Regions from separate parts of the Homo sapiens genome. Here region 2 is linked to region 1. A link is an interaction called in ENCODE POLR2A ChIA-PET data of the cell type or tissue named here. Cell type or tissue: OCI-LY7. All regions are shown on one strand. Each heading gives the region's core, and the rest is flanking DNA. Links, peaks and the distances in the headings are about the cores only. Region 1 overlaps USP49 (ubiquitin specific peptidase 49). Region 2 overlaps LOC105375059 (a long non-coding RNA gene).

Evidence for each region. Peaks named below come from ENCODE experiments on the same cell type or tissue, not always from the same donor. Only the 100,000 strongest peaks of a DNase experiment are listed, where the experiment ranks them.
Region 2: POLR2A ChIA-PET joins it to region 1 with 19 read pairs; 5 of 35 experiments call an interaction of 5 or more read pairs at or near these places.

What each region holds. Positions count from the first base shown.
Region 1 is chr6:41,812,737-41,827,701 of GRCh38, forward strand. The region is part of intron 3 of USP49 (ubiquitin specific peptidase 49); the gene reads right to left. Among named protein-coding and RNA genes, the nearest start is that of TOMM6, 33 kb to the left of the region's middle. In OCI-LY7, for the core only: no CTCF peak of the experiment used is centred there; no DNase peak of the experiment used is centred there.
Region 2 is chr6:42,002,031-42,016,995 of GRCh38, forward strand. It overlaps LOC105375059 (a long non-coding RNA gene), which reads left to right. Exons shown (of 5, transcript XR_001744119.2): 2 at 6,723-6,826; 3 at 9,648-9,879; 4 at 11,719-11,860. It also overlaps a transcript of CCND3 not described here. Among named protein-coding and RNA genes, the nearest start is that of TAF8, 41 kb to the right of the region's middle. RefSeq lists enhancers at 5,762-5,851, 7,107-8,063, 8,064-9,019, 14,621-14,965. In OCI-LY7, for the core only: a CTCF peak has its summit at 8,249; a DNase peak (open chromatin) is centred at 8,541; H3K4me3 peaks cover 2,125 bases; H3K27ac peaks cover 2,500 bases.

The DNA of each region.
Region 1 (14,965 bases), core at 7,130-9,629:
TAAAAGACTCTTCATAGAAATCAAAGAAAGAATTTTATTTCTCAAATTCTTCCACTTAGACTAACACTGTCCAACAGAACTTTCTGCAATGATATATTCTCTATATATCAATGAGAGGGATATCAATATTTTCTATCTGTATATATTCTCTATGTATCATCAATCATATATATCACTGATATATTGAGACTATAGAGAATATATACAGATAGAGAATTCATTATTATTACACATTATTATTGATAATATTCTCTATCTGAATATATTACAGTGCTGTCCAGTACTATAGTAACTAGTCACACGTGACTACTGAGCACTTGAAATGTGCTAGTGAGACTAAGGGACTGCACTTTTAATTTTAATTAATTTTAAGTCACATGTGGCTAGTGGTTATGGTATTATATTAAGACAGCATAGACTTAAACACACCAGGACACTATCTTTAGCTTGCTCTGCTTTGCTTTTTGTGTCCTTTCCTTCGAAAGATTCAGTACTAGCTAAATCACATCTGAATAGCCTCCTCTTACAACTCAAAACCTGATGCCTGGCAAATCCCCATTTTAGCCTTGATGTGTCTTCAGGAATTTAATTGCTACCAAGATCTTATCATATGAAATACAGCAGAGCTTCAAATCCTACAAAGAGAGAATTATTTCTGTAAATGAATATAGCAACACCACACCCAGAACACTGATGCCTCGCAAAATCAACTCCTCTGCTAAAAAAAAATATGCTGGAACAACCAAAAGCCAAAAGAGAAGAACACTAAAAAACCATTCCACATCCTCTCCATGGAGAGCTGTCAAATGAAAAGGGCACTTTGGAAATTCTTTCTTCTGATTTCATTTTCTGATCTATAAATCTGCTGATCACGCACATCCTCTCCTGCACAGCCCTTTTCCCATTACAAATTTGTCATGGCGACTCACTAACCTGCCATATGGGCAGAGTAAATCCATTCAGGAAAAACACAGGGCTACTTTGCACCTCACCATACTGATTTAAGCTAGGCAGACCAGCTTCTCTAGAGGAAAAACATGTATGATCATGAAATGGAAATCTCCTAAGAGTGACACAAAAGATAAAAGTCACCTTAACCAACAAACAAAATAGAGAATAAAGAGAATACCACCTCAGGTATACTCGGGTCAAGAAAGAAGATGTGTTTAAGTCACCTCTCACACATACTCTGACCACTTTATTTCAGAATAGGGCCTAGCACCCATTTGGCAAAAAGAGGAATTCTATTTTATATTTTTCTGATGTGTACAGGTTTCCCTTCGTATTCTCAAAGGCCATCATTCTAACATTTCCACTTAAAATGTACATCATCCAGTGTGACAGGCACCTAGTACCCAAAACTGATAAACTTACAGGTAATTGGGAAAGAACATGATGTGTCTGAATACTTCTACATCAGCAAGTTTTAAATAGATCAGCAGCTTTAAATAAATGTCCTGCACACCCTTGGTCGATCTGCATATGAGGAAAGTAAACCTGACAAAATATCAGCTTTTGCCTTTTTAATTGCCATAGTAGTTTTATTTTAAAAATCTGAATCAACTGGAGCTAAGAACCATAATCAATATTTAAAAGCATTCTATAAATATCACTAAGTATTAAATGAAAAGATAATTAAATCTTTTCAACATTTATCTTTTGTTCTGATGAAAAACTTCTAGATTTATCATATAATTTTTTAAAAAACTCTCCATATGAGAGATGACAACATTAGGATTCTAAATATTTCAAAAAATCTATAGCTTGAAAATATGATGCCTTTTAATTGGAGTATTTCAATTATTCTCAAATAGCAAATTTCTCAGCAGGTCTTAACTATATAACTACATCATCAGAAATAAAATTTCTGGGGGTTGAAGGGGAATCAAGAAAAACAAAATAGGGGGAAAAAAAGAGGGTAAATCTACTTTAGAGAGAATTCCATTTCTTCTCGCTCTCTCATCATATTGATTTCTCCTCAGTTGTTAACTAAGGACCGTAGAATAATCCTGCTTGGTCTTGGTGAGACCAAGTGGCATAAATTCCAGCTTCAGAGAGTAGACACTATGGTAACATGCTGACAGCCTTCATTTACATAAAAGAATACTAATTACGTGGTATCATCAACATCTGTGATTCTGCTCACTGCCATATGCGACAGTGCTGGGTATTTTAACCCTTTAACTTACTAAGTGTACCTAGAATTACATCTACCACAAAACCTGCATAGACTGCTTAAAGAGACACAGTGAATACACATTTACAAATAATAAATGTTAAAAATGAATTTCATTTTCTGCCAGCATTTCCAAGAAGTATGGGAAAACATAATCTAATATCAATATATAGTTAAGAAAAAGATTTAAAAATCAAGCTAGAAATCAAAACAAAAACAAAAAGGGGGCCGGGCGTGGTGGCTCACACCTGTAATCCCAGCACTTTGGGAGGCCGAGACGGGAGGATCATGAGGTCAGCAGATTGAGACCATCCTGGCTAACATGGTGAAACCCCATTTCTACTAAAAAATACAAAAAATTAGCTGGGCATAGTGGCGGGCACCTGTAGTCCCAGCTACTAGGGAGGCTGAGGCAGGAGAATGGCGTGAACCTGGGAGGCGGAGCTTCCAGTGAGCCAAGATTGCGCCACTGCACTCCAGCCTGGGCGACAGAGTGAGACTCCGTCTCAAAAAAAAAAAAAGAGTGGGGGGCAGAGACTGAGAAGGGTAGGGTTAGAGAAACTGTTCAGAAGTCCTTTGCTAAGGGACAGTGGGTGGGAGAAGAGATTGCTGAATGGGCAGTGTCCTCACAGGCTGCTGCATTTTCCCATTTTCCCTATCAGTGCCATTGTCTCTGAATAGGGGGTGGATGAGGGGTAACCTATAAGTCATAGTGCAGTTCAAAGACCCCCTGGAGAGGCTGAATTCTCTAAGAAGGGTTCGGAAGCTCTGACAAAATGTGTTCTTAGCTCTCTGACCCAAGAGCTGGAATGTCCACTTATGCAGCAGCTCTTGGCCACAGTCAACAAGACCTGACATGCTAGGTGTGCCAGAGCCCTTGTGAGGTGTGCTATCACTCATTTGTCACCAGTAATCAAGTGCTGATATTCAAGAATGAGTGTCTAATCATAGGTTACAGCAGATGTAAGGTTATGCCAGCATGATAATAGCTCACTTGCATTAGGATCTGCTTTCTTCAATGAAAAAGGAGTAGAGTTCATCTAGGGAACTGGGCCTGGCATACAACACTGGTTTGCCCATGGAAAGGGGCTATCCCTGTGGCCATGCAGGGAAATGACAAAGGCAGAACACCTGACGTGGCACAAATGCCTTGTTCCATACCCTCCGTACCTTCATCCTCTGCTCTCTTTTGTTTGCTTCCTTCCTCTTGCTACAAATATTCTCAAGTGTCTTCTGTCTAAAAAGAGAGAGAGACACACAGACAGACAGACAAGTTTGCCCTGCCTCTAGACTATCCTTGACACTATTTTTAGATTCTTTCTCCTTCTGGCAAGAGTAATGTGCAGGTTCATCCTCCTCACAATTCACTCCTTAACACCTCCTTTTTGTAGAAACTGTTTTCTCAAAGGTCACTAGCAGTTTCCTTATAGCTAAATTCATTAACCTTTTCTCAGTCCCCATCCACATTTTTTCTACACTTAACACTGCACAAACATTCTCTTGAATTTTAGACAACTGTTCTTGTCTGGTTTGCTTCCTGTGTCTGTAATTACATCTCTGTTTTCAGGTCTCCCTTCCTTGAAATTTAGGGTTTCCTTAAGGCTCCATCCTCAGCTCTCTTCTCAATTTTATCTATTTCCTAAAACTTTAAGCATCATTTAAATACAGGATTATATATTTTGATACTTTTTAAAAACTAAAAATTATTGGTAGTTTACATGCCATAAAATTCACTCATGTAAAGTAAAAACCTGATAATTTTTAGTGTACTCACACAGAGTTCCACACTCTATTATTATTATTATTATTTTATTTTTTAAATTGAGACAGGGTCTTACTCAGTCACCCAGGCTGGAGTGCAATGGCATGATCTCAGCTCACCACAGCCTTTGCCTCCTGGGCTCAAGTGATCCTCCCAAGTAGCTGGAAGCACAGGCGCGCACCACCATGCCCAGCTAATTTTTTGTATTTTTGGTGGAGATGGGGTTTTGCCATGTTGCCCAGGCTGATCTCAAATTCCTGAACTGAAGTGATCTGCCCACCTTGCCCTCCCAAAGTGTTGTGATTACAGGCATGAGCCACTGCACCTGGCTATTATTATTATTATTTTAGAGACAGAATCTCGCTATACTGCCTAGGCTGGACTCAAACTCCTGGGCTCAAGTGATCCTCCTGCCTCAGCTCCCCGAGTAGCTGGGATTATAGGCACATGCCACCACGCCTGGCTCCCACGCATGCTTTTTTTTTTTTTTTTTGAGACAGAGTCTTGCTCTGTCGCCAGGCTGGAGTGCAGTGGCGCGATCTCACTTACTGCAACCTCCGCCTCCCGGGTTCAAACGATTCTCCTGCCTCAGCCTCCCGAGTAGCTGGGACTACAGGCACACACCACCATGCCCAGCTAATTTTTGTATTTTGAGTAGTGACTGGGTTTCACCATGTTGGCCAGAATGGTCTCAATCTCTTGACCTCATGATCCACCCGACTCGGCCTCCCAAAGTGCTGGGATTACAGGCATGAGCCACCACGCTCGGCCTTTCTTTCTTTCTTTTTTTTTTTTTTTTTTTTGAGATGGAGTCTTGCTCTGTCGCCCAGGCTGCAATGAAGTGGCGCAATCTTGGCTAACTGCAACCTCCACCCACTGGGTTCAAGTGATTCTCCTGCCTCAGCCTCCCGAGTAGCTGGGATTACAGGCGCCCACCACCATTTTTCTTTTTTCTTTTTGAGATGGAATCTCGCTGTGTCATCTAGGCTGGAGTGCAGTGGCGCTATCTCAGCTCACTGCAACCTCTGCCCCGCAGGTTCAAGCAATTCTCCTGCCTCAGCCTCCCAAGTAGCTGGGACTACAGGTGTGCACCACAATGCCCAACTAATTTTTGTATTTTTCGTAGAGACAGGGTTTCACTGTGTTAGCCAGACTGGTCTCGAACTCCTGACCTAAAGTGATCCACCCACCTAGGTCTCCCAAAGTACTGGGATTACAGGCATGAGCCACTTCACCGGGCCACTCCCACACATACTTTTGAATCTCAGGTTGAATTTTCACATAATAATATCTGCTTTATGGTATACTACTATTAATGATATTTTCAGGATGAAACTACTGAACATGTTTTGTACTTTTTTGTTTGGTAGCAGTGATAATCCTATACTGAGCTATATATATAGTTTCATCCAGATCTCCTGGTGATCAAGATCTGTAAGATGACTGATGGGTGTTAAGGAGATGCCACCTGTGGTACAAAGCTAATAAGCAAGCTGGCCCTGAAGGGATCAGACTTTTTGATTAATTAACTTAATATTCTTGCTATAAGAGTTCTGTACCTAAAACCTAACCCCTTTTCCAGGAGGATAGCTGACTGGAGGCAAGATGGCAAAAGAAGACTGGTCATATTAAATTCAAGGATTCTGAATACACTGGGAGAGCACGTGTACACACACACACACATGCGCACACACACATGCACAGTCTTAGAAATGTTATCCTCGACTCTCTGCAGAGAAGTGGCAGCCAAAAGTGGATGAGAACCAGATTGGCTGGGTAAGGATTAAGCTTCAGAGCTTAGTAGTTTGTGCTGCCTCCAGATCAAAGGGGCCTACTTGCTACAACCTGGTGAGGCCATTCATAGGGCTGATGTTAAACAAGCATGACATGCATTTTGAGCCACCCCAGGATCCTGTCCCCAATTTGTCCCACTGCTTAGGCCCTGCTCAATAACAGTTCCCTCACTAACCTGGGGAATCAGCTCTGTCCGCACCTTGGTCAGCTAACCCAACTTCCCTATGAATCCCAACACATGAATGTTCCAACCAATGGAAGAAAGATGTCACTCACAGGCCAGAATTTTTCTTAAGCCAAGAAAGGATTATCCTGTGCAACAGAACCCCTGATCTCATTTGCTAACTCTTCCTGTTACTGAAGATAAGCATTATACTCTGTCTTTAGCCATACTGTATATGTGATCCAATGGCACATAGATCAGCTCCATTAAGTGCAGCACATGTACAATGAGACTTACACAATGCAAACTACTTCCTGTGTGTCATTCTGCTTGGGATTACCACATTAGTATTAAGAGTCTCCCTAAAGGAAAGTGGGGATAAAAGTCTGTACAGAAATGAAAAGATTTCTTTTTTTAAAATATTTGTTGAGATTTTGTGCTTTTGAAATGGAACAGGAAATCAGGTGGGGAGAAGAGCCAGATACAAGGTCGGGTTCGGATAAATAAACCCCCAAACAGCATGTGGATATCTGCAAGCAGGTATTTAGAATATCTATACAATAAAACCTGTAAGGGGAAACCCAAAAGCCACTCAAAGTCTTTTGTTTTATTTTGTTTTGTTTTAGCATGATCTCCCTGACAAGCTAGTGATAAAACAAGGTCCGAACTAATGGCTCCCTGTTCTCTACTGCCACATGGGAAAATTTTATCCCTACCACTGAGAGAATCAGGATTTACCCTTCTAAAAGCTGACCAAAGGAATCATGGTTCATCCCTGTAGTATGCCTCTCTAACGCCATGTTCTCTACAGCAGCTAGACAGGCAATCATTAAAAAAATACATACATATATACATATCAAAGTGTATATATGTATATATGTCAGACTTTCTTGAATTGTACCCTTGACATATGTGTGGTTTATGAAAATTATACCTCAGTACAGTTGTCAAGCATTATTCAAACACATACACAGATCTGAGTAATTTACTCCTAATAAAATAGGGGATGTAGGCAGTGGCTTCTTAAAAGTATTAGGTGAAAACTGACAGGAAATGTTATAATAGATGGATAAGGTTGACAATACCTAACTCTACTGATCAATTTTGCATGAAACTAGGGCAACTAGACCTCCCTGATTCAATGCCATGAAAGGTTCATAGCAGCATTACCTATTATAAAATACTCTTGCTAAAAGAACTGAGCCTGAGTCCAAGGAAGCCTTTGGATCTAACTACCAGGTTATAGGAAACATAGGAGCCAAGAACATACTATCATAGGCTGCAGTTAGCCAAATCACCAAATCGAAATGTGGCAAATGCTACAGGATCAGTCAGTCATATGGGTTCTTTAACAAATAAATGGCATGAAACAAAGGCAAGTGGGAGTGGATTTGCTCCAGATTATCAGAAACCTAGAGACACAGCAATCAAATGCAATCTGTGGTTCTTATTTAGATCCATACTTGAACAAACCAACCATAAAAAGATATTTTTGAGATAACTGGGGAAAAATGTTTTAAAATACTGTCTGTATCTAGCTACATCATTAGTTTTTTTTTTTTTTAAGTTTTATTGAGGTATAATTGACATACAGTGAGCTGCACATATTTAAAGTTTATAATTTGGTAAGTTTTAATATATGATATAGTTGTGAAACCACTGCAATTAAAACAATAAACACATCAGTCACCCCTAAAAGTTACCTTGTGCCCCTTTGTAACCCCTTCTTCCAGCTTCCCTCCCTACCACCACCCTTAGTCCACAACTAGAGAAACTGAACATGGACTAAGTATTAAATGACACCAAGTAATTATTAATTTGATGTGATAATGGTGCTGTGGTTCCATTTTTAATCTTTGTATGTAGAAATACCTCTGATATATTTATAGGTGAAATATTAATATTATGATTGATATATGGAATTTGCTTTGAAGTACTCCAGGAAAAAAAAAATAGTAGAAGGACAGAAAAAACAAGATTGTCAAAATGTCTATAATTGTTGAGGCTGGTTGACAGGTACATGGAATTCATTATACTATTCTCTTTATTTTGGGGTATGCTTGAAATATAACATAAAAATATTTTTAGGCCAGCATGGTAGCTCACACCTGTAATCACAGCACTTTGGGAAGCCAAGGCGGGCAGATCACTTCAGCCCAGGAGTTCAAGACCAGCCTGGACAATATGGTGAGACCCCATCTCTACAAAAACTACAAAAAATTATCTGGGTGTAGTGGCATGTGCCTGTAGTCCTAGCTACTCGGGAGACTGACATGGGAGGATTGATTGAGCCCGAGAGGTTGAGGCTGCAGTGAGCTGTGATTGTGCCACTGCACTCCAGGCCTGGGCAAGAGAGCAAGACCCTGTCTCAAAATAAATAAATAAGTAAATAAATAAATAAAATACTTTTAAAGACAAAAAAAGCAAGCAATATATCAGTAGTGAGAGAAAACCTTGAGATACAAGCTATTCACAAATTAGATAGGTTATGAGATACTCTTCATTTTTACCATCATTTCTAGTTTTACTTTGAAATGTACCCTTTGAAAAACACCTCCCACCTGATCCCCCACACCAAATCAAAGTGGTGCAGTTTTTCTCAGTAGTGTTAGTCACAGAGATTGCCTGCATCAGCCTTTCTGTCTGGGCCTCAAGTTGCCCCCAACCCCACCACCCTACCAAATCTCTTTCAGTAACCTCATCAGATTTTTATCCACAATTTGTCCACAAAATTTCCTGATTATCTCTGTCTTTGGAGGGCATGAAGCCACTTTAGTCAGTCTGTTGAAATGCCCTTGCTTAGCCAAATGTTGTTCTCTCTTTCTGAAACTTCCCCTTTACTGGGAAAGAAAAGTCCGAGGCCGGGCATGGTAGCTCACGCCTGTAATCCTAGTACTTTGGGAGGCTGAGGTGGGTAGATCATTTGAGGTCAGGAGTTCAGGATCAGCCTGGCTAACATGGTGAAACCCTATCTCTTTTAAAAAATACAAAACTTAGTTGGGTGTGGTGGTGGGCGCCTGTAATCCCAGCTACTCTGGAGGCTGAGGCAGGAGAATTGCTTGAGCCTGGGAGGTGGAGGTTGCAGTGAGCCGAGATCGCACCACTGCACTCCTGATTTTTTAACAATTCTGCTCCTTCCTCATGGACTCCAATTATCCAGACGGAAAGCAGCTCATCCTATACATTTATAAGTCTCACTGTAGTCTCAGCAAACAGCAGCACAAAAATTATATATTTAAAAATCCAATATTTTTGTTTTTCTGACCCCAGTCACATAAAGGTTACCCCCAGTCTACATGACGCTGGTTTTACGAAGCAAAATCTGGCCACACAGATCCAGCACAGTATTCACAAACACCAACCAACAGGTTGGTTTTCAGTCATAGAAACAATGTGAAAAATAGCACTTGGTCTAGTTTAAAAAGCCTATTGAATCCATAATGTATGTATAGTAGAGTAATAGAATACTAGTGCTACCACTATAACAGTTAACTACCAAAAGTATTTTCTCTGAGAAAATTATTTCACACTTGCAACTTGAGAAGCCAAGAATTGCTTTCCCAGCTGCAGCTCAAGCAGTGAAATTGGGAATCTCCCTCCTCCCATTTTCTCCACATGGCTGAAGAGGGCTTTCCACACATGGTCATTTGTATGGCAGACACATATACATTAGGAACTGTCTGCAGAGAAAAAAAGGAACAATTTCTGTGAATAGAAAATAAATCTGATTGGAATTTACAAATGGATCCTCAAGATTAGATGCTGGTGTCGGTTATTTTGGTGGTTGTTCTAAGAAATGGGAACCCGTCTTCCTGATGTCCTGCTGCTTAAACGACAGCAGTCCATTTAGTTCTGTGCCTCTCCTGCAACATACCAAAGCATATCTGTCAGGAAGGAGGCCCATCATATTTTGCATGAATGAAGACAACTTTTAGGCCAGGCACGGTGGCTCATGCCTGTAATCCTAGCACTTTGGGAGGCCGACGTGGGCGGATCACGAGGTCAAGAAATCAAGACCATCCTGTCCAACATGGTAAAACCCCATCTCTACTAAAAATACAAATTTAGCTGGGCGTAGTGGCGCGCGCCTGTCGTCTCAGCTACTCAGGAGGCTGAGGCAGAAGAATCGCTTGAGCCGAGATCACACCACTGCACTCAAGCCTGGCGACAGAGTGAGACTCCATCTCAAAAAAAAAAAAGACAACTTTTAAGTACTTGGTTTCAAGAGAAAAGATGACAAATATCCAAAGAAAAGGAGTCAAATACACAGGAGTATTTGTTAAATAAATACAGAAGGAGAACATTGGAAGCTACAAAGAGATCATTCATCATTCATGTACTTTAATAGGGGATAGGTTAAATGAATTATAAATCAGCCATACATGGAAACCACCAGTTATTTTTAAAAAACTAAAAAAGGGGCAGGGCTATATGTACAACAACTCAAAATATAGTATGTGAAAAAAGCAAAGAGGCAGAACAATGTGTATAATATATCATGAATATACATACAAGCATACATATACACACTCATGCAAATAAGAGGATAAACAAGCTGGTGACAGCACATGCTTTGTGGGATGGAGATGGAAAGGAGACTCAGTGGTCAACCTTTGTACCTTTTGGGGAAAAAAATCACATTACCTATTTTAAAAAAGGACATGGCACTGAGAAGATTCAGTGTTTCAGTAATCTTAAAAATTGAGGCATCAGCAAGATTACTGAAGATAAGCACAGAGCTAAAATGGTTTACTATGTTTTCCTTAGGAAGTAAGATTTAGAGATAGGCAATCTGGTATCTATGGTATATAGAGTACCTAAGGAATTCTAGTTAGTAGCACTAGCCATTACAAAAAGAGTCCCCTCCTCACATCTTTTCCATAAGCCGATGACTGCAAAATGCAGGCTATGAAGAGTCTGTACTCTGCAGAGTGGCAATACAGCAGAGCCTCAGTCAGTCAAATGTCAATCATTTGACATTTCTTATCAACCAAGGTACCAAGGTAATTTCTAGTCTTCTTCCCCAGGGGCCACCACCAAAAACTGTCCATAGAAGTGAATTTGTGGGCAGACTCTCTTTTCCCCAACTCTCAAGAGATCTTCCTTCCCCTCATGGAACAGCTCCTAACATTATTGCAGTGTACTGGTAATCTCTCTCAATATCCAACCAACCTCTCTGAAGTGGGCAGTGGAGGTGGTGGGGGGGTCGGGAGAGAGGGAGAGAGAGAGTGTGTGTGAGTGTGTGTGCGGGGTGGACAGTGAAGGGAATCGGCTGAATGGTGAAGCACTCCTCCTCCATACCATTCTAAATTTAAAAGGTGCACTATAAGCCTCAGTTTCTTACTGCCTAAAGTTGGAGAGCACTAATACCTACACTTCAGAGAGCTGTTCTGAGGGAGGCTCAAATGAGATAGCCACGTACTCTGAAAGTAGTTAAACCTAATCAAAATACTGGCTGACTTGGCCAGCCTTGTTACTCATCCCCAGGCCAGTTATTTTTGCCTCCACAGAGCCTAAAGTCAGGCTGGTTTTCAGCATCTTACAGTAACTGAGTCTCTAGTTTTGATTTTATTCCAGGAAATTTCATCTAATAAGGTGTTCATAATAAGCTATTCTTAAACAAGAAAATGGAGGACACTTTTATATTAAAAACAAGAAAAATCACTATCTTTTTAAAGCAAATTTGAGGGTTTTTCTAATATCCATTTTCTTAAATCTTGAAAAATTGTTTAATAGCAACACAGTGCAAGGATAATAAAAGTCCAATTTAGATGTTTAAAAAAAAAAAACATAGCATCGCCGGGCACAGTGGCTTATGCCTGTAATCTCAGCACTTTGGGAGGCCGAGGCGGGCAGATCACCTGAGGTCGGGAGTTCAAGACCAGCCTGACCAACATGGAGAAACCCCGTCTCTATTAAAAAATACAAAATTAGCGTGGTGGTACATGCCTGTAATCCCAGCTACTCGGGAGACTAAGGAAGGAGAATCGCTTGAACCTGGGAAGCAGAGGTTGTGGTGAGCCGAGATCGCGCCATTGCACTCCAGCCTGGGCAACAAGAGCGAAACTCTGTCTCCAAAACAAAAAACAAGAACAAGCCCAAACAAGAACAAGCCCATAGCATCACAAAATGCAGTCAAATTAAAGAAAGCAGAATCAGCCTTAGCTCACTCTCCCGTGGGGGTATGCCCATTGAATACTTACAGGTCCAAGAGAATGTGCTGCATGGCAAAAATATAAAGGGGGCCTTCTTTCAAATAAGGCATAGAAGGCATTTCAAAGACGTGGACTGTGCATGAACCCTCATCTCTTGTACAAGAATAAAGCAGACGTACTTCTGGGAACTCAACTATAGTGAGCAGGCACAAGAGGTGAGAGGACTGGGCCCTAACTTGTACAAGAATCAAACAGGCTGACCACAAAAAGAGCGCCAGTGCATATCCAGGCAATGAACTTACTACAGTTTAAGTCCCACAAATCTTAGCTACCTCTGCCCTGTTTTAAAATATCAACCTCCTGGTGTGCCAGTAAGTCTCACCATTTGAATTAAGACATCAAAGTCCCTATTAAAGGCAAATATTTTAAGGGAAACACCCTAAGCCAATCAACTACCAATAACTAAGTGCAGGTTAATTTACTGTAGCAGGAGATGGAAAGCAGAGCTCAGGCGTATGATACTGCCTAAGTAAATGTTGACAGAAAGAAACTGAAGAGGAAGGGAAAAGCATGAATCATTGCCTGAGATCCCACAGAAGGAAGTTCCGAGCCTTAAGGTTGTAATGGACACCAACAAGAGAGGTCACTTAAAAGAAAAAAAAAAAAAGATATGAGAACACGAAAAATAAGTCTCACTGACCTCATAATTTTTTCCAGCATCTCTCCTATGTTGCCTGTGGTAAATGTGCTGAACACTGTACATACCCATGAAATTATTATATCAGTGAGGTATATCCTTAGCAAATATTCAATAATAAAACAAAGTATATATGTAATTTATTAAGTTTTTAAGAGATACAAATAACTAGAAAAGTAATTATTCTAAACTAACCTTTAGAATAATAACCTTTAGTTTATGAACAAGGTGTTGTGTGAGCCTGATTTCTCAGTAAATTTTAAAATTATTTTTGTCTTTTTTCCCTCAAGACAGCCTACCATTGAATGTTTATTATTTTTAAGTTAGTGATCACAGACAGCCTATAGCCAAGGGTAAATAAAGAATAGCCTGTTTGAAGACAGGACAACAGTCTCATCAAACCACCTAATTTAGCTACAATTAACTTATCAAAATATGTATCATCACTATACCTACCATTCACACAGAAACTTAACAGAACTAATAAGAACTAAACTGGGCCAGGTGCAGTGGCTCATGCCTATAATCCCGGCACTTTGGGAGACCGAGGCAGGTGGATCACTTGAGTCCAGGAGTTCGAGACCAGCCTGGGCAAAATGGTGAAACCCCATCTCTACAAAAAATACAAAAAGTTATCTGGGCATGGTGGCATGCACCTGTAGTCCCAGCTACTCAGGAGGCTGAGGTGGGAAGATCAATTGAGCCCAGGAGGCATAGAGGCTGCAGTGAGCTGAGATCGCGCAACTGCACTCCAGCCTGGGTGACAGAGCAAGTGAGACCCCATCTCAAAAGAAAGAAAGAAAAAAAAGAACTAAACTGCTTTGAAGGAACTATGAATAAGAAACATCCTATCTAATACTGGCAGAAGCAAAATACAAAATAATACATATTACGCATTCCAAGAGACCAAACAATAGATCTCTAAGGGACCATTTAATGCATTACTAATTCTAAGAAGCCAACATATATAAGTCTGCTGACAAAGAAAATATGCCATAGAATTGTTCCAGACATGATTTGCTCCTTAATGGGAAGGTGGGAGCAGGACTGTTGAGGTGATGATGTCATTGAGCAGGTTCAAGAAATAAGGAATTGTCACATGACAATGATATAAAATGTCTCCAAAACAGCAATTAAGGTTTTATCTTCTGAGGTTGAAGTTAGAAAAAAAAAAATACAGTGGACACAATAATCCATCTGCTAAAAATACTAAAACCCTGAGGTTTGAGTGACTGCAGAGTTCTGGGGCCCCCCAAACCCAATCAAAGTGACAGATACAACCTCACAGAGCCAAAGAGAATATGACTGTGGAGGACTGCCAGCCTCCTGTGGAGGACTGTGGAGGACTGCCTGACCACAAATTGAAGGTCAGCAGTAAGAGGCGAGCATCCTCTGACCAATGGTTAGGCAGTGTTCTTCCTTCAGCTAAAGACAGCAAGTCCCCCAACTAAAAAATACAACTACTCAAGCCTGTTGATATCATATAAGGGCCTGATACCAACAGTCACTAAAACCATCCAGCAGACTCCCTCTGCACTGATTCCTTGCACAGAAAACCAAAATTGATTTTCCACATACCTCGGCTACAGGGAGAGAATGTAATAACAACCAAACTCAAATACTAGTTGGCTTAACAGTTCTATTTCTCACTGAAAATGAATCTTCACTCCAATGATGTTGATCATATAAGTCAGTTCCCAAGAAACTGGGCATCATACGTTATTCTCACAAACTTGAGGCTGAGAACCTTTAGAGATAAGGTCTAGACCCTAGTTATGACTTCACCAAGGTAATGCCACCTGGGAGGGCTCTGAGTAAGAAGCTAGCTAGCTGGCATTTTCAGAGGTAGGTTACTCCCCATTTATTTAAGATTTCTCCAAGTAGAATATAGTCAGGCCGGGCACAGTGGCTCACGCCTGTAATCCCAGGACTTTGGGAGGCCGAGGCGGATGGATCACTTGAGGTCAGGAGTTTGAGACCAGCCTGGACAACATGGTGAAACCCCGTCTCTACTAAAAATACAAAAATTAGCCAGCAGTGGTGGTGGGCGCCTGTAGTCCCAGCTACTCGGGAGGCTGAGGTAGGAGAATTGCTTGAACCCAGAAGGCAGAAGTTGCAGTGAGCCAAGATCGCACCACTACCCTCCAGCCTGGGCAATAGAGCAAGGGGCAATACAGCAAGACTCTGTCTCCAAAAAAAAAAAAAAAAAAAAAATTTG
Region 2 (14,965 bases), core at 7,575-10,074, 190 kb after region 1:
CTTGAACCTGGGAGACAGAGGTTGCAGTGAGCTGAGAAAGCGCCATTGTACTCCAGCCTGGGTGAGAAGAGCAAAACTTTCTTTAAAAAAAAAAAAAATTCATAGAACTGTAGACTTAAGATCTGTGTATTTTGGCCAGGCATGGTGGCTCACACCTGTAATCACAGCACTTTGGGAGGCCGAGGTGGGCGGATCACTTGAGGTCAGAAGTTCGAGACCAGCCTGGCCAACATAGTAAAATCCTATCTCTACTGAAAATACAAAAATTAGCTGGGTGTGGTGGTGCATGCCTGTAGTTCAAGCTGCTCAGGAGGCTGAGGCAGGAGAATTGCTTGAACTTGGGAGGCTACAGTGAGCCCAGATTGTGCCACTGCACTCCAGCCTGGGCAACAGAACAAGACTCCATCTCAAAAAAAAAAAAAACTATGTATTTATTTTATGATATGTACATTCAATAAAGAAAGCAAACTTATACAATGCAGCTAAAACAACACTTACAGGGAAATATATAGCCTTAAGTGCATGTATTAGAAAAGAGAGGGCTGGGCGTGGTGGCTCACGCCTGTAATCCCAGCACTTTGGGAGGCCGAGGCGGGTGGATCACAAGATCAGGAGATTGAGACCATCCTGGCTAACGTGGTGAAATACCATGTCTACTAAAAAAATACAAAAAATTAGCCTGGTGTGGTGGCGGGCACCTGTGGTCCCAGCTACTCGGGAGGCTGAGGCAGGACAATGGCGTGAACCCGGGAGGCAGAGCTTGCAGTGAGCCAAGGTCACGATACTGCACTCCAGCCTGGGCAACAGAGCTAGACTCCATCTCAAAAACACAAAAAAGAAAGAAAAGAGAGGCCGGGTGGGGTGGCTCATGCCTGTAAACCCAGCACTTTGGGAGGCCAAGCCAGGCAGATCACCTGAGGTTGGGAGTTTGAGACCGGCCTGACCAACATGGAGAAACCCTGTGTCTACTAAAAATACAATATTAGCTGGGTGTGGTGGCACATGCCTGTAATCCCAGCTACTTGGGAGGCTGAGGCAGGAGAATCACTTGAACCTGGGAGGCAGAGGTTGAGGTGAGCCAAGATCGTGCCACTGCACTCCAGCCTGGACAACAAGAGCGAAACAGCGTGTCAAAAAAAAAAAAAAGAGAAATATTCAAAATTGATAAACCAAGCACAGAACTTATGAAGTTAAAAAAAAAAAGAACAGCAGAGGCCAGGAGCAATGGCTCACACCTGTAATCCCAGCACTTTGGGAAGCCGAGACAGGTGGATTACCTGAGGTCAGGAGTTTGAGACAAGCCTGACCAACATGGAGAAACCTCATCTCTACTAAAAATACAAAATTAGCCGAGTGTGGTGGAGCATACCTGTAATCCTAGCTACTTGGGAGGCTGAGGCAGGAGAATCACTTGAACCCCAGAGGTGGAGGCTGCAGTGAGCTGATATCCAGCCATTGCACTCCAGCCTGGGCAACCAGAGTGAGACTCTGTCTCAAAAAAAAAAAAAAAAAAAAAAAAAAAAAAAAAAAAAGAACAGCAGAATAAGTCTTAAGGAGAATAAAACAATAAAAGCAGAGGAATAATGAGACAGAAAATAAACAGTAGAAAAGGTCAGTAAAGTTAAAAGTTTAACATTGTGGTTCAGGCCTGTAATCTCAGCACTTTGGGAAGCTGAGGCAGGCAGATCACTTGAGATCAGGAGTTTGAGACCAGTCTGAGCAACATGGTGAAACCCCATCTCTACAAAAAACACAAAAATTAGCTGGGCTTGGTGGTGGCATGTGACTGTAGTCCCAGTTACTAAGGAGGCTGAGGTGGGAGGATCACTTGAGCCTGGGAGGTTGAGGCTGTAGTAAACCATCATGCCACTGCATTCCAGCCTGGGCGACAGAGTGAGACCCTATCTCAAAAAAAAAAAAAAAAAAAAGTTTAACATCAAAAAGACTAACAAAACAAACAAAACTTAGGTAATATGATCAATAAAAAGAAGATTCAGATCAATGACATTAGAGATCTTAAAAGTTATATATATATGTATGTGTGTGTGTGTGTGTGTGTATGTATTTTTTTTTTTTTTTTCCTGAGACAGAGTCTCACTATGTAGCCCAGGCTGGAGTGCAATGGTGGGATCCTGGCTCGCTGCAACCTCCACCTCCCAGGTTCAAGCGCTTCTCATCCCTCACTCAGCCTCTCCAGTAGCTGGGATTACAGGTGTGAGCCACAGTTCCTGGTCCAAAGTGATATGTTTAAATCTATGGCAGAGGGTTAAAAGATGAGAAAACTATAAGCAACTTAGTGCCAATAAATTTGATACAGACAAATTAGATGATATTATAGAAAAACATAATTTACCAAAAACTACCTCAAGAAGAAAGAAAAAACCTAAATAGTCCTATATATACAGAATAACTCTATTTATGGCTGGGCATGGTGGCTCATGCCTGTAATCCCAGCACTTTGGGAGGCCCAGGCGGGTGGATTACGAGGTCAGGAGTTCAAGACCAGCCTGGCCAAGATGGTGAAATGCTGTCTTTACTAAAAATACAAAAAAATAGCCAGGTGTGGTGGTGGGCACCTGTAATCCCAGCTACTCGGAGGCTGAGGCAGAGAACTGCTTGAACCCGGGAGGCAGAAGTTGCAGTGACCTGAGACTGCACCACTGCACTCCTTCTTGGGCAACAGAGTGAGACTCCATTTCAGGAAAAAAAAGAAAAAGAAAGAATAACTATTTATTATTATCCAAACCAGTATATCTTTTAAAGTGAAAGGGAGTACCATTTATAAATATGCCAGGATAACAGCTATAACCTGGCACTAGCCCAAGCAAACAAGGACATATGGTCTATTTATCTATAGTCATAAACACAAATTAAATCAGTAATTTAAAATCTTCTTACAAAGAAAACAGACTCAGAATGTTTTACAGGAATATTCTATCAAACATTAAAGAAAGCATCAATTCCAATTTTATGTTGACTTTCATAGGTATTAAAAAAGAAATACTGCCAACTCAGTCAGCGAGGTTAGTAAAATCTTAATTCCAAACCAGCCAAACATAGTATGAGAAAGAAAAATTAAAGGTTAATGTCACTAATGAGCATATATGCTGACACCTTGCTCAAAATATAAGCAAACCAAACCCAGCAGTGTATTAACAAGATAATGTATCATGTCCTAATTGGATTTATCCCAGAAATGCAAAGAAAATTTAACATAAAAAATTACTGGGGCGAGGTGTGGTGGCTCAGGCCTGTAATCCCAGAATTTTGGGAAGCCAGGGCGGGTGGATAATTTGAGGTCTGGAGTTTGAAACCAGCCTGAGCAGCATGGTGAAACCCTGCCTCTACTAAAAATACAAAAATTAGTTGGGCGTGGTGGTGCACGCCTGTAGTCCTAGCCACTTGGAGGCCGAGGCATGAGAATCGCTTAAACCTGGGAGGCGGAGGTTGCTATGAGCTGAGATCGTGCCACTGCCCTCCAGCCTGGGAGACAGAGTGAGACCCTGTCTCAAAAAAAAAAAAAAAAAAAAAAAAAAGAATTAATGTAGGCCAATTGCATTGGCTCATTCCTGTAATCTCAGAACTTGAGGAGCCCAAGGTAGGAGAATCACTTGAGCTAGGAATTTTGATAACCCTCGGCAACATGGTGAGGCCCCATTTCTTATTTTTTTGAGATAAGAGTTTTGCTCGTTGCCCAGGCTGGAGTGCAAAGGCGCAATCTCAGCTCACTGCAATGTCCACCTCCCAGATTCAGGCGATTCTCATGCCTCAGCCTCGCAAGCAGCTGGGATTACAGGCACCCGCCACCATGCCTGGCTAATTTTTTGTATTTTTAGTAGAGACGGGGTTTCACCATGTTGGCCAGGCTAGTCGAACTCCTGACCTCAGGTGATCACCCGCCTCAGCCTCCCAAAGTGTTGGGATTACGGGTATGAGCAACCGCGCCCAGCCTGAGACCCCATTTCTACACAAAAAATTTTTTTTTAATTAGCAGGGTGTGGTGTTGTGTGCCTGTGGTCCCAGCTACTTGGGAGGCTGAGGGGGTAGGATTCCTTGTGCACCAGAGCTCAAGGCTACAGTGAGCTATGATTGCACCGTGGCACTACAGCCTGAGTGCAGACCAAGACCCTGTCTTAAAATAATAATAATAATTATTATTAATGTAACTTATAACACTCATAGATGAAAAACAAAAACTCACATCATCTCATCTCAATAGATGTAGAAAAAGCATGTGATAAGATTTAACAACATTAAGGTAGATTTAGAGGTTTAAAAAAAAAAGATTTAACAACAAACTAGAAATAAAGGAAACTTCCTTTATCTATTAAAGAGCATCTACCCTAAACCTACAGCAATCATTATTATGAGTGGGAAGCCATTAGAAGCATTATCCTTTAAGTTCAGGAGTAGGGCAAGGATGCCTGCTGTCCTTGCTTCTAGCTGACATTAAATTGGAGGCTCTAGCAAAACACAAAACAAAGGAAAATAAATGAAAGGTATAGAATTGAAAAAAAACAACTTCATTATTAATAGATGATATGACTATCTACGTGGAATCTCTTCAAGTCCACAAATTATTAAAATTAATTAGGCAGCCAGGCGCGGTGGCCCATGCCTGTAATCCCAGCACTTTGGGAGGCTGAGGCGGGTGGGTCACGAGGTCAGGAGATCAAGACCATCCTGGCTAACACGGTGAAACCCCATCTCTACTAAAAATACAAAAAATTAGCTGGGCGTGGTGGCGGGCGCCTGTAGTCCCAGCTACTCGGGAGGCTGAGGCAGGAGAATGGTGTGAACCCAGGGGGCAGAGCTTGCAGTGAGCCGAGATCGCTCCACTGCACTCCAGCCTGGGTGACAGAGCAAGACTCTGTCTCAAAAAAAAAAAAAGAAAAATTAAGTAGGCGAATGATAAAATGAACACAATTCATAGTATCTCAATGAGATTTGTTAGAGGGATGGCACAGAAAAGGGAACACAGGAAGCTCCTATATAACTGGTGACATATTTCTCAAGTTGCAGGGTATGTTTAGTTTTATTATACTACTTCATAATATACATACACACATGTATATATATACCTACATACATATATATGCACTTATATTCTTTTGTGTATATATGCTTCATAAGTCAATTTTAACATTTGAAACAACATGTTTTTACTTTCTATATTGTACACTTATTGGTTGTTTCATTGTTTTACAACAAAAATGTAAAAAGGTCTGTGTTTTTGAAAATGGTTAAAGAAAGAAAAAGAACAAAAGGAAATGAAGGGAGGCTGGAATTTCACCAACAGCTTGATAGATGGGCGGGTGGATGGCCATGAGGGTGGCTAGTAAGGCCAAGTCCAATTGAAGTCAGGACAAGGGCTTAGTCAAGGACTGAGCAGAGGCTGGTAGAATTGGAGGGAAGTCTGATAGCACTGACCTTTAAACGGGCAATTTTTAAAGACTGGCAGGAGGCGGAGCCCAAATGCAGGGGGTTAAATGGTGAATGAATAAATAGCAAAAAATTGGAAACTACCCAAGGGCCTAACAATCAGGGCCTGGCTAAGCAACCATAGTACCATTCATAGAAAAAATGATGCTGTGTCCATACATAGGCGGGCTTATAAAATTAGGTGACGTAAAAAATTTCAGGACACAAAATAGCATTTGTGCAGATTACAATTATGAAAGGACATGCATGTGCTGCGAGAGCCAGAAAGGGCTGGACAGGATCGAGAGCAGCTCACGGATGCTGCTTTAAAGTCTATGGGATTTTCTTTCTTTTTTGGAATGCTGGCGATCCACAAACAAAAGCACATAATGTTGCTTTAAAATAAAAAGAGTGGCTGTTGAAGAAGTGGAGACAGCAGGTGAAGGCCACTCAGTGAAGAAACCTGACGGTGACAGGAAGAAATGAGCCGGCAGAGCAGCTGGCGGGGTGTGAAGGCTGGGGACAGCAGCTGGCGGGGGAGCTGGGGGCTGGGGGAAGTGGGGAGAGGAAGAAAGGAGGCTGTTCTGTTTCCTTTATTGCCTATAGCTCTACCTTATTTTTTAATATAAAAAATAGTAGTATCTCTTGGCTAGGCGCGGTGGCTCACACCTGTAATCTCAGCACTTTGGGAGGTCGAGGTGGGCAGATCACCTCAGGTCAGGGGTTCGAGATCAGCCTGGCCAACATGGCGAAACCCCATCCCTACTAAAAATACAAAAATTAGCTGGGTGGGGCGGGCGCCTGTAATCCCAGCTACTCGGGAGGCTGAGGTAAGAGAATCACTTAAACCCAGGAGGCAGAGGTTGCAGTGAGCTGAGATCATGCCGCTGCATTCCAGCCTGGGCAACAAGAGCGAAACTCTGTCTCAAAAAAAAGAAAAAGAAAAGTACCTCTTGAGACAAATTCAAACAGTCCAGAGTGTGTATGTATAAAGTGACAGAACCCTCAGCCTAGTCCCCATTGTCAACAGCTTAGTGTGCAGCTTTCCAGAGCTGCACCATTTTCTTTTACTTGCAGTGCATTCATTTTTAATTACAAAGTAAGATAGGCTGGTTTTTAATTACAAAGTAAGATGGGCTTGTTAAAATGTAGGATTAGAGAAAATAAAGAGTGAAATATTCTATCCTGCTGAAATCTCCCAACAGAGCTGACTGCTGTTGATTGGTCTGGAAAGGGTCTATGTGCATGTAAATACTTATGTATATATTCGGTTATGGTTTTTTGGTTGGTTGTTTTTACAGAAGCAGGAACATTTCCTACCTATAGTTGAGCAGTTTCATGCTACATCATGGTGGATCCCTCCCAAGTCACCACTGCCTAACATTCCACAGAATATAGTTGAAAGGTAAACTTCAGGGAACACAGGGGCATCTCTTTCCCTATAATTGGCAGGAAAGGAGCTCTAGAAACAAAAGGTTCAAGATGGAAGGAGGTATTGCTTGGAGGGGGGCTGCCCGTGGGAATAGGGAACATGCAGACAGAGAGGGTCTTCTTTCCGCCTTCTTCTCTTAAGCCAGAGTCCCATCCAAATGTAGCTAAGGTATACAGAAGTGTAAGGGGGAAGGGTTGTGATTAGAGCCTGAGTGATAAGGGTCACTACTGGGGGCTCAACTTCCTTGAGTGGACTGCTCTTCCCTCAACTGTGCCTAGGTCAGGCCTACTTATCAGAAACCTTAAGGGGAGGCTGGGTGTGGTGGCTCATGCCTATAACCCCAGCACTTTGGGGGGCCGAGGCAGTTGGATTGCCTGAGCCCAGGAGTTCAAGACCAGCCTGGGCAACATGGTGAAACCCTGTCTTTACAAAAAATACAAAAATTGGGCCAGAAGCGGTGGCTCACACCTGTAATCCCAGGGCTTTGGGAGGCCGAGGCTGGTGGGTCACCTGAGGTCAGGAGTTCAAGACCAGCCTGGCCAACATGGTGAAACCCTGTCTCTACTAAAAATACAAAAATTAGCCAGGTGTGGTGGCGGATGCCTGTAATCCCAGCTACTCAGGAGGCTGAGGCAAGAGAATCACTTGAATCTGGGAGGCGGAGGTTGCAGTGAGCCAAGATTGCGCCATTCCACTCCAGTCTGGGCAACAAGACCGAAACTCCGTTTCAAAACAAAAAAACAAAACAAAACAAAACAAAAACACACAAAAAAATTAGCTGGGGGTGGTGGCACACGCCCATAGTCCCAGCTACTCGGGAGGCTAAGGTGGGCAGATCGCTTGAACCCAGGAGGTGGAGGTTGCAGTGGGCCAAGATTGTGCCACTGAACTCCAGCCTAGGTGATAGAGCGAGACCCTGTCTCAAAAAAAATAAACAAACAAAAACCTTAAGGGGAGCCCTAGAATAGTGATTCTCAAAGTGTGGTCCCTATACCAGTAGAAGCAGCATCAACAACTTAGAAATGCAGATTGTTGGGCCCCACTTAGTCCTACTGAATCAGAATCTCTCAGCAATCAGTGCCCTCCAAGCAATCAGCAAACAGGCCCTCCAAGGAATGCAGGCTAAGCTTGGAGAACCTTTGTTCTAGAATGTGGATTTGGGTGTGATTTCTTCATCCCTCAGGCACCCCCATGTTCATTCTCCTAGAGGACAAGCAGGAGTCAGCCCTGAAGGGGATGGGTTATCAACTTCATAAGTGGTTTCTTCTGTGAGCTTAGAGGTTGCAGGCAAAGTCAGTGACCTAGGTAGTACCTGGGAGAGCCCTCCCTCTCTTCTCATGACAACACTTCCATCTCTTCACACGCCCCCCAAATAAAACAGAAAGGGAGGGGGGCAGTGGAAACCTACTGCTTTCCACTTTCCCTTAACGGTGTCCCCTGCCCCGGGGCACTGCCCTCTGCAGCATGGAGGACAGAGTAGGGAGTGAAGCTTTTGAATGAGGGGGAGGAAATGGGATGTGGCTTCATGTGGCTGGGTTGGGGGAGGGAGTTGGAAGGAGAGGAGGGAGGGAGAGGAAGAATGTCCTCATTTCACCCAGCTGCCTGGGCCTGCACCTGTTCAGCTGAGGCCCAAGGAAAGACACCAAGCCCGACAGTAAATGAAGCACGGCCCCACCCCATCTAGCGGGGCCCCTTCCCACACTGCAGCAGGGCCGGGTTAACTGACAGGAAAACTGTGAATGATTTCAGGTGGCTGAATGAGGGGCTGGGGAAACAGCTGTGCTCCTCTGCGGGGTGGAGCAACTGTCTTCTGTCACCCCCAGGCTCTCAGAGCCTCGGCAAGGTCAGCAGGAGTCAGATAGGTTGGGACCTGCTCAGACACCTTCTCCTACAGAAAGTGACATCACTGCCATCAGCGCTGAGGAGGTTCCGGGTGGTTAAGCCCTACAACATTCCACAACATTCTTTAGTTCCTCTATAGGCAACTATCTTCTTCTTTTTTTCTAAATAGACTGTTTTTTAGCACAGTTTTAGTTTCACAGGAAAATTGAGAGGAAATATTAAGTTTCCTCTTGGTCTGTCCTCCATAGAAACACTTCAGGAGTTCATCCAAGCAGTCAATCGGTCATTTCACAAGGATCCAATGAAGGCTTTCAAAAGTGATTCTTGAATCTGTAAGAACAACTGGTAGTGAATGAATGAATGAATGAATGAATGAATGAATGAATGGATTTTTCACTGACTGATTGATTGACTGAGAATCTCACTCTGTCACCCAGGCTGGAGTATGTTGGTGCAATCACAGCTCACTGCAGCCTCAAACTCCTGGGCTCAAGCAATTCTCCTGCCTCAGCCTGCCAAGTAGCTAGGACCACAGCAAGTACCTAGGCCACCATGCCTGGCTAATTTTAAAAATTTATTTGTAGAGACGGGATCTAACTTTGTTGCCCAGGCTGGTCTCAAACTCCTGGCCTCCAGCAATCCTCCTGCCCCAGCATCCCAAAATGCTGAGATTATAGGCACGAGCCACCAAGCCTGACTAACTGGGAATTTATTAAAGAGGCAAGCCCTGGTCACTCCACTAGAGATTTTGATTCAGGAGGTCTGGAGTGGGGTCCGGGATTATGTATTTTTGACACAGTCTGCAGGAGATGATACATTTGACATAATGGGCCCTAACTGGAGAAACTCAGGCATGGTGTGAGATACAAAGGGTTAGTAAATTGCTCTGGTGGGAAGGAAGGAAGCAGTGAACATTAAGGACCAAAATCCTCCTACCTCTCCACCACCCCAGAATTGAAGATGCAGAGTACTGAGCCCTCCACCTGCAAATGCATACAGCCATGAACAGATGGGTGTAAACTGAGGCAGTGGAGGGAGAGGGGTACTCCCAAGCCCTGAAAATCTCAGAGTAAGAGGCCACCGACGACAGCGCTCACCGGTGCTGAGCTCCCTTCTACAGAAACCTGCAAAGACTCAGATCGAGGAGGAAATACACCAGGAAAATGTCACAGGATCATCTCGAGGTAAGGTCCTGAGCAAGGTAGCCTTTCCATGCCTGCATTTCCTCATCTGTCAAATTCGGAGCATGATGGGCTCTGTCAAACAGGGTTACAGGCATTGAGCCACTATGCCCAGCTGCATTAGCTCATTTTTTGACTTTGCTTAAGAGTTCCTTGCCCACTCTTCAAAAATGTTGATGTCATGGAAGACAAAAACTAAGGAATCATTTCAGGTTAAACAAAACTTGGGGAGACAGGACAACTGAATATAATCCATGATCTGGGACTTTGTTTTCATTTCTGTAAAGCATAACATTGGAGACCAGGCTGGCCAATATGGCAAAACCCCATCTCTACTAAAAATACAAATATTAGCTGGGCGTGGTGGCGGGCGCCTCTAATCCCAGCTACTTGGGAGGCTGAGGCAGGAGAATCACTTGAACCTGGGGTGGGATGGGGGCGGGGAGTGGAGGTTGCAGTGAGCCAAGATCACACCACTTCACTCCAGCCTGGGCGAAAGAAGCTCTATCTCAACAATAAAATAAAAATAAAAATAAAAACAAAAAAATTAGCCAGGTGTGATGGTATGTGCTGTAATCCCAGCTCTCGGGAGGCTGAGGCAGGAGAATCACTTGAACCTGGGAGGTGGAGGTTGTAGTGAGCAGAGATGGTGCCACTGTACTCCAGCCTGGGAGACAGAGTGAGACTCCTCTCATATAAATAAATAAATAAAATAAAATGATGAGTGAAGGAGTTCTGAGAACTTGTGATTTCTACATGCTGGAATTCTGCTTATGCCCTTGGTGGTTGTTGGCTATTAAAATGTGGGTAGTGTGGAATTATGTACATTACAAGATCTTTACAGAAAATCCTTTTTTCTTCTCATGCATAGTATGACCTGGAACTAAAAGGAGCTGCACATATAAATTGATCCAAGCTTCTACCAGATTCATTATATGCTATCCTGACACAGATGAATCCAGGCTCTTCTTATATACTTCTGGAGATGGGAAAGTCACCCCCTCTCACAGCCTGTTCCATTCCTGGTCAGTTCTGACCACTAGAACATTCCTTGACCTACTGAGCTGAAACCTTCCTTCCTGGAGCCTCTACCCACTGGTCCGGTCCTGTTTTCTGGGTAGTGGGGCCTCTACCCGCTGATCCTGGTCCTATTGCCTGTTTAGGGGCAATACGGGACCCCTAATGATCTTAGTCATCCTTTCCTAAATAAGTTCCAGTTCATCAGTGTCTCTCTAGAGTGTAAATGCAGTGCCCCAGGATCCAACTTGATAATCAGATAGCAGAGGGAACATGATCTCCCAAGTGCTGGACATTCCATTCATACAGCCTAAGGTAGAGTTGGGCTTTTTTCAAAATTGAATCACACAGTTGATTCATGAGTTTAGAGCCAACTTAAACCACGGTTTTCTCTTGTGAACCATGGTTAACTGCCATTGGTCTCAGCAGTTTTCACTATGAGACATCCCATTGTATGTTCGTTTGCTTATTGTCTGTCTCTAGATATTGCTAGAATGTAAGCTATAGGAGGGCAGGGTTGTTGGCTTGTTCTGAATCCCCAACACCTAGAACAAACAAGTCTTGGCACATAGTAGACATTCAATAAATACATGTTGAGCAAATAAATAACTGTTAAGCCACATCTCACCTATCCTGTATTTCTATAATTTATTTGTAATTCACACCCAGTCTTCTAACAAGAGAGGTTTGAGGTGATTGCTTTGCAGAATCCTTTTGTTAACTTCAGAATAAACTTTGTTCTTGTTGAATTTTATATTGTTAAATTTTCATCATTAGTTCAGCCTATTGAGATCTAATTTCTGGCTCTCTCAATCTACATTTCAGCAGTCCCTTCCAGCGCCAAGCCATTCATTCAAGAATGACTCAGGGCCGGGCGTGGTGGCTCACACCTGTAATCCCAGCACTTTGGGAGGCCGAGGCAGGCGGATCACGAGGTCAAGAGACTGAGATCATCCTGGCTAATATGGTAAAACTCCATTTCCACGAAAGATACAAAAATTAGCTGGGCGTGGTGGTGTGCGCCTGTAGTCCCAGCTACCAGGGAGGCTGAGGCAGGAGAATGGCGTGAACCCGGGAGGCGGAGGTTGCAGTGAGCCGAGATCGTGCCACTGCACTCCAGCCTGACAACAGAGGGAGACTCCATCTCAAAAAACAAACAAGGCCGGGCGCAGTGGCTCATGCCTGTAATCCCAGCACGTTGGGAGGCCAAGGCGGGTGGATCACGAGGTCAGGAGATCGAGACCATCCTGGCTAACACGGTGAAACCCCGTCTCTACCAAAAATACAAAAAAAATTAGCCGGGCGAAGTGGTGGGCGCCTGTAGTCCCAGCTACTGGGAGGGCTGAGGCAGGAGAATGGCGTGAACCCCGGGGGGCGGAGCCTGCAGTGAGCCGAGATGGCGCCACTGCACTCCAGCCTGGGCAACAGCGAGACTCTGTCTCAAACAAAACAAAACAAAACAAAACAAAACAAAACAAAACAAAGGCCTCCCTGTCTCCAGAATGGCAACAATATATTAACTCCCTTAGTGTATAGTCTTTCAATCAGTAAAACAAAACAAAATGCCATTAACAACTCTATTTCAAAGAATATATTAATGGCATTGGAAAATGCTCATCCTATATACATACCAGGTCAGTGGGGGATACAAAACTGTAACACAGCACATGATCCCAGTTACAGGAAAATAGTTGTCTACATAGAAATAAGATGGGAAGGAGCTGGGCATGGTGGCTTATGCCTGTAATCCCAGCACTGGGAGGCTGAGGTTGGGGGATGGCCTGAGCCCCGAAGTTTGAGGCTTCATTGAGCTATGATCAAGCCACTGCACTCCAGCTTGGGTGACAGACTAGAAGGAAATATACCAAAATGTTAACAGTGATTATTTCTGAGTAGTGGTTCATTTTCATTTTATTCATTATATTTTTCAAAATCTCTTATTATAATAAGCAAGTATTTCCAACATATATACTTGTTATCCTTGTTATTATACCATCATCTGGATCACTCAGCCATACATATCTTCACTAAGGCAGTGAGAACCCAGGTGACACCTTCCTGAAATTGATCCTGCCCTCAAAAAGTTTCTAGTCAATATCAATAGCAAATATACATGTACATGCACAAACACACACGTATTCATTTTAATCCTACAACAATCCTTCCATTTCTATCTTCATATTCTAGATGAAGAAACTGAGGCTCAAAGAGGTTAAAAGAACTTGCTCAAGGTCATACATCTAGCATGAATCTGGGCCAGGATTTTAAACCCAGGCAGTCCAGCTCCAGAATGGACACCCTTAACCACTCTGCCATGCATGTAAACTCAAAGTAGCGCCACCCAAGGATTGATGATTCTGAGTGAGTGGTGGGGGCTGTAACAGGAGGCAGGGGAGTCGACATTAGCTGAATGAGGACTATGTGACAAGTGCTTGATATACATTACCTCATTCAGGTCCTGCAACTACCCTTGCAAAAAAATATTTTATTTTAAAAAAAAGTTATGGCCAGGCACAGTGGCTCACGCCTGTAATCCCAGCACTTTGGGAAGCCAAGGTGGGCAGATCACGAGGTCAGGAGATGGAGGTCATCCTGGCTAACACGGTGAAATCTCGTCTCTACTAAAAATATAAAAAATTAGCCAGGCATGGTGGCATGCACCTGTAGTCCCAGCTATTCCGGAGGCTGAGGCAGGAGAATGGCATGAACCCGGGAGGCGGAGCTTGCAGTGAGCGGAGATCACGCCACTGCACTCCGGCCTGGGCAACAAAGCAAGACTCCATCTCAAAAAATAAAAAAAAAAGTTATGTCTTTTTAAATTGACAAATAAAAATTGTACATATTTATTGTGTACAATGTGATATTTTGAAATATATATATATTGTGGAATGGCTAAATCAAGCTAATTAACATATGCATTGCCTCACATTTTTTTGTGTGCGTGGTGAGAACATAAACACTGCTCTCTTAGCAGTTTTCACGTATACAATACGTTTTTATTTTATTTATTTTTTATTTATTTATTTATTTTTTGAGATGGAGTCTCACTCTGTTGCCCAGGCTGGAGTGCAGTGGCGTGATATCAGCTCACTGCAGCCTCTGCCTCCCAGGTTCAAGAAATTCTGCCTCAGCCTCCTGAGTAGCTGGGATTACAGCTGTGTGCCACCACCCCCAGCCAATTTTTGTATTTTAGTAGAGAAGAGGTTTCACCATGTTGACCTGGCTGGTCTTGAACTCCTGACCTCAGGTGATCCACCGGCCTCGGCCTCCCAAAGTGCCAGGATTACAGGCGTGAGCCACTGCGCCCAGCCACAGTATGTTTTTTACTAACCATAGTCACCATGTTGTACGATACGTCTCTTGAACTTATTCTTCCCATCTAGCTGAATTTTTGTATCTTTTGGCCAACATAAAAAGATATTATTTTCATCTTTGTGTTATAAATGAGGAAATTGAGATTCAGACAGGGGTTTGAATCTCTGCTGTGATAATTCAAGTTTACTAATATCTCTGTCCTTCAGTTTCCTCCTCTACAACATGGGATAATAATAGCTCCTACCTCACTGACAGTTGGGAAGTATTAGTGAGAAAGTAGACTCACAACACTCAACACGGTGCCTAGCATATGGTAAATGCTTGATAAATGTTAGCTGCTATTACTATCTATTACTTTTTTTTTTTTTTTTTGAGACGGAGTTATTGCCCAGGCTGGAGTGCACTGGCGCCATCTCGGCTCACTGCAACCTCCAGCTCCCAGGTTCAAGCAATCTCCCACCTCAGCCTCCCGAGTAGCTGGGATTACAGGCACCCGCCATCATGCCCGGCTAATTTTTGTATTTTTAGTAGAGACAGGGTTTTACCATGTTGGCTAGGCTGGTCTTGAACTCCTGACCTCAAGTTATCCAACCACCATGGCCTTCCAAAGTGCTGGGATTACAGGTGTGAGCCACCACAACCAGTCTATTACTATTCTTGATTCCAAAGTTCACACTCTCAACTACAACATAATGACCTGCTAAGTGGGCAAAGGAGAAAAATTAATTCTGAATGATGCCATGGGGAAACGTTAGAT